2 separate regions of the Homo sapiens genome follow, and region 2 is linked to region 1. Evidence: chromatin loops called from intact Hi-C (ENCODE). Cell type or tissue: endothelial cell of umbilical vein. All regions are shown on one strand. Links, peaks and the distances in the headings refer to the core of each region. The heading gives the core; the rest is flanking DNA.

Evidence for each region. A loop is a pair of places that touch in the nucleus more often than their neighbours do. Peaks named below come from ENCODE experiments on the same cell type or tissue, not always from the same donor. Only the 100,000 strongest peaks of a DNase experiment are listed, where the experiment ranks them.
Region 2: a loop joins it to region 1, with 2.3 times the contacts of the local background. A loop is called at or near these places in 7 of 110 quality-filtered maps.

What each region holds. Positions count from the first base shown.
Region 1 is chr2:11,290,622-11,295,024 of GRCh38, forward strand. The region is part of intron 1 of ROCK2 (Rho associated coiled-coil containing protein kinase 2); the gene reads right to left. Among named protein-coding and RNA genes, the nearest start is that of ROCK2, 52 kb to the right of the region's middle. In endothelial cell of umbilical vein, for the core only: no CTCF peak of the experiment used is centred there; a DNase peak (open chromatin) is centred at 2,410; H3K27ac peaks cover 1,879 bases.
Region 2 is chr2:11,238,466-11,242,868 of GRCh38, forward strand. All of the region lies in intron 4 of ROCK2 (Rho associated coiled-coil containing protein kinase 2), which reads right to left. Among named protein-coding and RNA genes, the nearest start is that of SLC66A3, 85 kb to the left of the region's middle. In endothelial cell of umbilical vein, for the core only: no CTCF peak of the experiment used is centred there; a DNase peak (open chromatin) is centred at 1,816; H3K27ac peaks cover 294 bases.

The DNA of each region.
Region 1 (4,403 bases), core at 161-4,160:
CACCAATAACTGACCAGAAAGAAAAATGCCAAGCAATGGGTACGTGCTAAAAGTCACAGAGGTCTATTGGATTTCAGGTCAGAAAGCAGCAAGATCAATGACTGATAATTAAAAGGGCCTAAATGAGGTGAGGAGTTAAAACCAGACTGATTACGAGAAAATCAGTACCCGGAGTGAAAATCCCCACTCCTAAAATAAGACACTGGAGGGAAAAACAACAACAACATCTTATTGCCCAAGTTTCATATGAATCTGCATCACTAGATAGGTCAGACACAGCTTTCAATCAAGCCTTGGTCTATGCCCCCGGCTAGCCCAGTTACATCTCTAAGGTTACCAGCTGAGAAACGTGAATTAGCTCCAATGCAGAAACTAACTTAGGTTGTCTATATGCAAAAAGCATGAGAGAAAGGCAGGGAGAAAAATGTGTTATCCTACTGTATTTTTTAAAAAAACATGTATAAGCCAAACACCCAGTTTCCCCTACTATAATTATTATGAGGGAAAAAATACATATACATAAAATGGTCTATTTTTCTAACTTTTCCTGAACACAGAGCCTTTTATACTTCAGTTGTCAAGAAATGAAGTATTGAACTTGATTTCACTTTCACTGTACACTGCTTCTTAGTATCTTATTGTTGTTGGCCAGGTGCAGTGGCTCATGCCTGTAATCCCAGCACTTTGGGAGGCCGAGGCGGGCGCATCGCCTGAGGCCACGAGTTCGAGACCATCCTGGCTAACACGGTGAAACCCCATCTCTACCAAAAATACAAAAATTAGCCGCGCGTGGTGGCGCAAGCCTGTGATCCCAGCTACTCGAGAGGCTGAGACAGGAGAATCGCTTGAACCCAGGGGGCGGAAGTTGCAGCGAGCGGAGGATCGCGCCACTGCACTCCAGCCTGAGCGACAGACCAAGACTCTGTCTTAAAAAAAAAACTAATTGTTGTTAAACATCCAAATAAAATGCTTCAAAAAAATAAAAATAAAAGGAGATTGGAAATACTCTGCCAACCTGGAAAGTCTAAATTGATAAGCAATATGATGGAGATACCCTCTTAGGAATTTCAATTGCTAAATGAGGCACAAATTATCCTTTAGCTGAAAATTTTATACATTTATGAGTTGTCAGCACATATGTAGTATTTAAAGCTATAAAACTGGGTAAGATCACCAGAGGACTGATTATAGATAAACAGAAAAGAATCAAGTACAGAGTCCTGGGATGCATCAATATTAAGAAACAAGGGAGAAGAGGGGACTAAAAAGGAACAACCATTTTTTTGAGGAGGGAAATCAAGACCATCATGGCATCTTAGAAGCCAGATGAAGAGTGCAGGAAGAGGGACAGAATGATAGACAAATGACAGACTATGATAGTTAATCTGACTGGTAAATCAACCTTATTGAGGACTGTGAATTTAGTAACTCAGAGGTTAGCAGTAACTTTTCTAAAGGCTATTTGGATTACAAGTTTATTATTTCTAAATCACTGTTCACCACTTTCTTAGTACTACTATTTTAAATACCGTATTAAAAAAAAAGTCCATATTCATAGACTGTAAATAATACCTAGCATTCAGCATGACCACAAATTATGTCTTATTCTTTACAGCCTACCTACCAAAAACTTTAACTACATTATACAGGTTAATACAGCATATATTATTAACAGGGACCTTTCTTGATTACTTTGCACCATGTATTGTGCAAAGCACTATACATGCATTTAACATTTTATTCCTCACAGCATATAAGTTAATACTATTGTCATACCTACATTAGTAGGCACAGAAACTGAAGCTTAAAGGTTAAAAGGTTAAAAAATGTGTCCAAGCCAGAATAGCTTATATGTAACAGAATTAAAATTTTATGATGCTCTTATAAACAATATTGAACTTAAAAGTTAATAAAATAATAAACTTAATTAGTAAAATTATTCCTCTAAAAGAATACTAAATAACAAACAAGTTTTAAAGTCAAGACAACCAAAGAAACAGTTAGTTACAGAGCATAGGAAGCATATTTCTGTGTATCTGCTGTACAGATTAGTGACCAGGAAATGTTATTTAAATGAATTTGTAACACATTTCCTCTGTTTGCTATTTCAACTCCAAACACAAATACATAACTAAAATAGTTGATATGGTTTGGATTTTTGTGTCCCTGTCCAAATCTCATGTCAAATTGTAATCCCCAATGTTGGAGGAGGGGCTTGGTGGGAGGTGATTGGATCACAGGGTAAGACTTTTCCCTGTTGTCATGATAGTGAGTGAGTACTCAGGAGATCTGGTTTAGAAGTGTGTAGCACCTCCCCCTTCTCCCTCTTCCTCCTTTCCCAGCCATGTAAGATATGCCTGCTTCCCTTTGCTTTCTGTCATGATTATAAGTTTCCTGAGGCCTCTCCAGCCACGCTTCCTGTACAGCCTAGGGAACTGTGAGTCAGTTAAACCTCTTTTCTTTATAAATTACCCAGTCTCAGGGTAATGAGCCAACAAATACACAGATGTGTTTTATAAAGAGATAATAAAGTAAAGGAAGTCTAGAAGTTAAGAAACCTGGGTTACATCATCACGGTTCTGCCATTTAGTGGCAACTTAAATTGAGGACGGCTAAGTCAACTTAATTGAGGACTGAGAATTTAGCAACTCAGAGGTTAGCAGTAACTTTGAGGAGAAAAACTTAATAGAGGAAAAGATAAAATTGTGTGACCCTACACAAGTAATTTCACCCAACTTCTAGGGCCCTCGTTTGTAAAAAAGAGTTCATAGCCTATAAAATCATTCTGGTGAGCAGTTCTTTAAAAATTGGCTATTTAAATAGTTAAAGCAAGGCCTGGCATAGGGAAAGAAACTTTCCTAGGGCAAAAGACAGGAGCAATAGGAATGTTTTTATGACTTTTCCTTGAGCCTCAGGCTCTAACATGGCTCAGCATGGCAAGATAGGACCAGTATTATTAATTTTTCCTTTTTGCCTCACATGCCAATATGGCTTGGCACAGTACTCTTCCTGATTTTGCCTTTCTTTAAAATTTTGAGTTTGATATTCTGTTCATAGTGAGTCTTTGCATTAATTTTTAAAATATTACATTAAAATATCTTGATTACTGTGGCTTTTTAGGGTTCTCCCTCAAATTTTGTTCCAAGTGCCTGAATGGCTTCACCCTAACCTCAGCCGTGGTCCTAAAAAGAGAATGAACCTTTACAATGAGAGAGGCATTAACGATAGCATATTCTGATTTTAAAAGAACGTACGGGCCAGGCGCGGTGGCTCACACCTGTAATCCCAGCACTCTGGGAGGCCGAGGCGGGAGGATCGTGAGGTCAGGAGATCGAGACCATCCTGGCTAACACAGTGAAACTTGTCTCTACTAAAAATACAAAAAATTAGCCAGGCATGGTGGCGGGCGCCTGTAGTCCCAGCTACTTGGAAGGCTGAGGCAGGAGAATGGCGTGAACCCGGGAGGTGGAGCTTGCAGTGAGCCGAGATCGTGCCACTGCACTCCAGCCTGGGTGACAGAGTGAGACTCCCGTCTCAAAAAAAAATTTAAAAAAAAGTAAGACAAAGAGAGAGAGAAAGAAAAGAAAGGAAAGAAAGGAAAGAGCAAAAAATCACATTATTGATTTGATCAAGGTTTTAGAAGAATTAAATGTAAAGTTGGTAATTGTTCTAATGGTGATAGTGCTCTGTGCTGATAATAAAGCAGCTGCTATTGCAGAGTTCTTGGATAGACATGATGCCAAACACTTTATATAACATCTCCTTATTTAATTTTCCTAACAGACTGTGGAATTATATGGTGTTAATTATATGGTGTTAATTATATGGTGGAATTATATGGTGTTAATTATACAGTCTTAATATCACCATATTTTTTAGTTGAAATTTGGCTTGGAGAACTTAAACCATTTCCCAGAACTGCACAGCTTAGAAGCATTAAGGTTGGTATTGGGCCCAATGCTGCTTTGAATAATTATTGGTATTTTTTAAATTAAATTCTGATTTTTTTCTTCTAAAATATTAAGTTGATGGGAAGATATGAATCAAATTGCATTCATAATGTAATACATTGTTTTATTATTTTATTTGTGTAATACATAATGTAACATATTGTTTAGAAACACATGAATAAAATTAAGATCAAATTATATTTGTATTACTATTTTTCTTTTTTGAGACAGAGCCTTGCTCTGTTGCCCAGGCTGGAGTGCAGTGCCATGATGTCAGCTCACCGCAACCTCCACCTCCACCTCCTCCTCCACCTCAAGTGATTCTTGTGTCTCAGCCTCCAGAGGAGCTGGGACTACAGGCGCATACCACTATGCCCGGCTACTTTTTTGTATTTTTAGTAGAGACGGGGTTTCATCATGTTGCCCAGGTTGGTCTCGAACTCCTGAACTCAG
Region 2 (4,403 bases), core at 137-4,136, 52 kb before region 1:
TCAGAAGAGCCAAAACAATCTGGAACTAGAACAAAGCAGGAGGACTTACATTTCCCAATTTCAAAACTTACTACAAAATTACAATAATCAAGACAATACTGGCCAGGCACGGTGGCTCACGCCGGTAATCCCAACACTTGAGGAGGCCTAAGTGGGAGGATGACTTGAGGCCAGGAATTTGAGACCAGCCTGGGCAACAAAGTGAGACTGTGTCTCTATACAAATATTAAAAATTAGCCAGGAATGGTCGCACACCTGTAGTCCCAGCTACTTGGGAGGCTGAGGTGGGAAGATCGCTTGAGCCCAGGATTTTGAGGTTTACAGTGAGTTACAATTGCACCACTGTACTCCAGTCTGCGCAACACAGTGAGATATGAGTACTGGCATATGAAAAGATACATAGATCGATTGAACACAGTTGTATAGAACTGAGAACCCAGAAATAAATCCTTGTATTTATGATCAATAAATTTGTTGACAAAGGTGCCAGGGCAATTTAATGAGGGAAAAAATAATTAAAAAAAAAAAGTTTGAACAACTGGATAGCTACAGCCAAAATATTTTTAGACCCTTACCTCACACCATAAGTCAAAAATTAATTCAAAATGAATTATAGGCCTAAATTTAAGAGTTAAAACTACAAAAATCTTAAAAAAACACAGGAGAATATCTTAATGAACCTAGATTAGACAAAGGTTTCTTAGATATAACACCAAAAACGCAACTGACAAAATAAAAAACTGATACATGGTATTTCATCAAAATAAAAATTTTCTGGCTTGAAAGATACTATTAATAAAATGAGAAGATGAACCACAGGTTGGGAGGAAATATTTACAAGTGATATATATATAGCATTGGTCATTAGGGAAATGCACACTAAAACCACAATGACATACCACTTAACACCCATCAGAATAGCTATACTAAAAAAGACAGAAAATAGTTAAGTGTTGATGAGAATGCAAAATGGCACAACCATTTTGGAAAGCAGTTTGATAATGTCTTACAAAGTTAAACATAAATGTAGCAAACAATCAAGGATTCCACGCCTATGTACCTACCTAAAAGAAATGAAATATATCTGCCAAAGACTAATAAGCAAATATTCATATCGGCATTATTCATTATTCATAATGGCCAAAAAGTGGAAGCAATTCAAATGTCCATTAACCGGTAAATGAGCAAATAACATGGAGTACATCTGTATACCGTTTCCACCCCAACTGGGTGTTCTGCAATGCAATTCTGACATTAACCAACAAGGCTTGGTATGAGATCCCACAAGTGAAGAGCTCAGTCTTCTACAAAATTTCCCTCACTTCAGAAATCAGCTGCACTTTGGGGATCCCCAGGTTCCCTATATTTTGGACTTACTGGCTACAAATTCAGGGGTTCCCACAACCTCCTCAGGCTTAACAATTTACTAGGATGACTCACAGAACTCAGCACAGTGCTATATTTATGATTACAGTTTTATTATAAAGGATGCACACAGGACAAAGTGTGGAACAGATTACAGAGCTTCTCCACCCTGTCTGTGTAGAATAAAAGTGCATTTCTCTCCTGGCACCAGAACATCAATGTGTTCACCAACCAGTAAGCTCCACTGAGTGTCAGTATCCAGAGTTTCTATAAGGGCCCCATTACACAGACATGATTAATTAAATCACTGGCCGAATGATTAAACTCAATCTCTAATCCTCCCCCAATACCTCCTTCTCCCTCTCCCGGGAGGTCTGGCAGCTAAAAGCCTTAATCTTCTAATCATGTGTTTGGTCTTTTGTAGCGGTCAGCCCTCATCCTGAAGCTATCAGAAGGACACGTGAGTCACCTCACTGGTGTAACAAAGACACTCCTATCACTCAGGAAATTCCAGGGCTTTTGAAGCTCTGTGCCAGAAATGGCAACAAAGACTAGATATATTATTTATTATAACACACCATACAATGGAATACTATTCAGCACTAAAAAGGGATGAAGTATAACAAACGTTACAATGTGGATGAACCTTAAAAACAGTATGCTAAGGAAAAAGTACCAGATGTAAAAGATAACATATTGTATGATTCCATTTATAAGACCTGTCTAGAAAAAGCAAACCTACAGGGACAGAAAGCACATTAATGGTTGCCTGGGGCTCAGAGGGTAATAGGAAATGTCATTGAAGGGTACAAGTGACCACTTTGGGATGGTGGAAATGCTCTAAAATCAGATGGTAGTGGTGGTTCCACAATGCTATAAATTTCCTAAAACTCACTAAAGCATACACTTCACGCAGGTGAATTTTATGCTATGCAAATTATACCTCATAAAGTTCTATTATAAAGTTGTCTTACAAAGGTATAAAAAGTTGCATACCTCAATAAAGTTGTATAGTTATTATACCTCAATAAAATTAATTTTGAAAACTTAAATGTGCATGTTAAAATGGTAAACACAGCCACTAGAACAACAGAAAAGAGATACCGTATATATTTTCCATCAGAGTAAAGACAACTCTAAATTTACCACAGCTCAACAACAACTTTCAAAGAATCAAGTTAATCCAGAAATAATAATGTAGTTTTATTTATAAGAGAGAAAAACTGGAAAAAACCTGAATGTCCATTAATAGATGAACAGATAAATTGTCACATCTCCCTACAAGGATATATGTAATAAAAGTAATCAAAAGGAATGAAATATTGATATACATCATGGATGAATCTCAAAACAATTTTGTGGAGTCAAATAAGCCAAATAGAATGGGACTGAAGTTAGAGCAGATACTGTAGAAGAGAAGATCCATGAACTTAAGGACATAGCAAAAAAACTATACAAAATGAAGCATGCAAAGAAAAAAAGACTGGTGGGAAAAAGAGTATCAGTTACCTATGGGACAACATCAAGCAGATTACACATGTGTAACTGAAGTCTGAGAAAGGGGATAGGGGCTTAGGAGACAGAAGCTGAGACAGAAAAAACATTTAAAGAGATAATGGCCTAACTACCTCCAAGTTTGATGAACTCTATAAACCCATAATTCTAAGAAACTCCAATAAATACCAAGCAAGGTAAGCCAAGCTAATTAAAGTATTGTGTTACTGGTGGCAAGAACAGATAAATGATGCAGTGAGACACAGAACCCCAAAACAGATCTATGCACAGATGGATAAATGCATGACAACATAAGGAGTTAACATACACCAGTGGGGAACAGAAAGTTTTGTCAATATGTAATGTTGGAACAACTGAATATCCATATGGAAACACGTAAAATTGAATACTTAAGTAACACTATTAAAAAATCCATTCTGGGCTGATCATAGGTGCTATGGTCTGAATGTTTTGTGTTCCCTCAAAATTCATATGAAATCTTAATGACGGTATAACACCGTCATCCTAAGGTGATGGTATTAGGAGAAGGGGCTTTTGGGAAAATGAGTAGGTCATGGAGGTCACTTGAGCCACCTTGTTAGCATAACATGAAGTCAGCCATCATAAATGGGTTTACTGCCCTTGTAAAATAGGCCCAAGGGAGCTTATTCACCCCCTTCTACTGTGTGAGGACACAGAGACAAGGTGCCATATATAACAAAGTGGATTCTCACCAGACAACAAATCTGCCAGGACTTTGATCTTGGACTTCCCAGCATCCAGAACTTTGGGAAATAAATTTCTGTTGTTTATAAGCTACCTGGTTCATAGTATTTTGTTATAGGAGCCCTAATGGACCATGATAGGACAGATTAATAGGGAAAAAATAAAAGTCAGAAAGGTAACATAGCACAATATCTTCATGCTCTCAAGGTAGGGACAAATTTTACTGAACACAAAAGGCCATTAACCATAAAAGTTTGATTAAACTTTTACTGCATTAAAATTATGAATTACTATTCATCAAAACATACTATAAAAGGAGTCAGAAGTCAAGCCGCACAGAGGGTATCAGAGCTCAGAAAGGGAAGGAGGACCATTCACGTGTGAGGATGGGTGCCATGGGATACCAAAGCCCAAGTGAGAGAGGAGGGACGGGATTCTACCCCTACCTTGACCTTCCTTCCAGATGATGGCTGGAATTTGAGGAAACCAAGATAAGCAGAATCCCACCCTAAATCTTATCAAGTGCCACACTCACTGAAGTATGATCTTGAAGAAACTAAAATACACAGCATCCCACCTTAAATCTTACTCAAGGGAGTTAATCCTATCGCCCATATGTGCATAAGACCAGAAGAATGGCTAATCTCCACCCCTTGCCTCCTTACAATACTAAACTCCCCACCCAGGGAGGAGCTTATTCACCATTTTGTTATCATGCCATGTGTGTACTACCATGATTTCTCACTGCGCCTGCACACCTTGTGCTCCACCCTGCACATGTAATGACATTCAAGTATCTCATGCTTATTTATGTCATC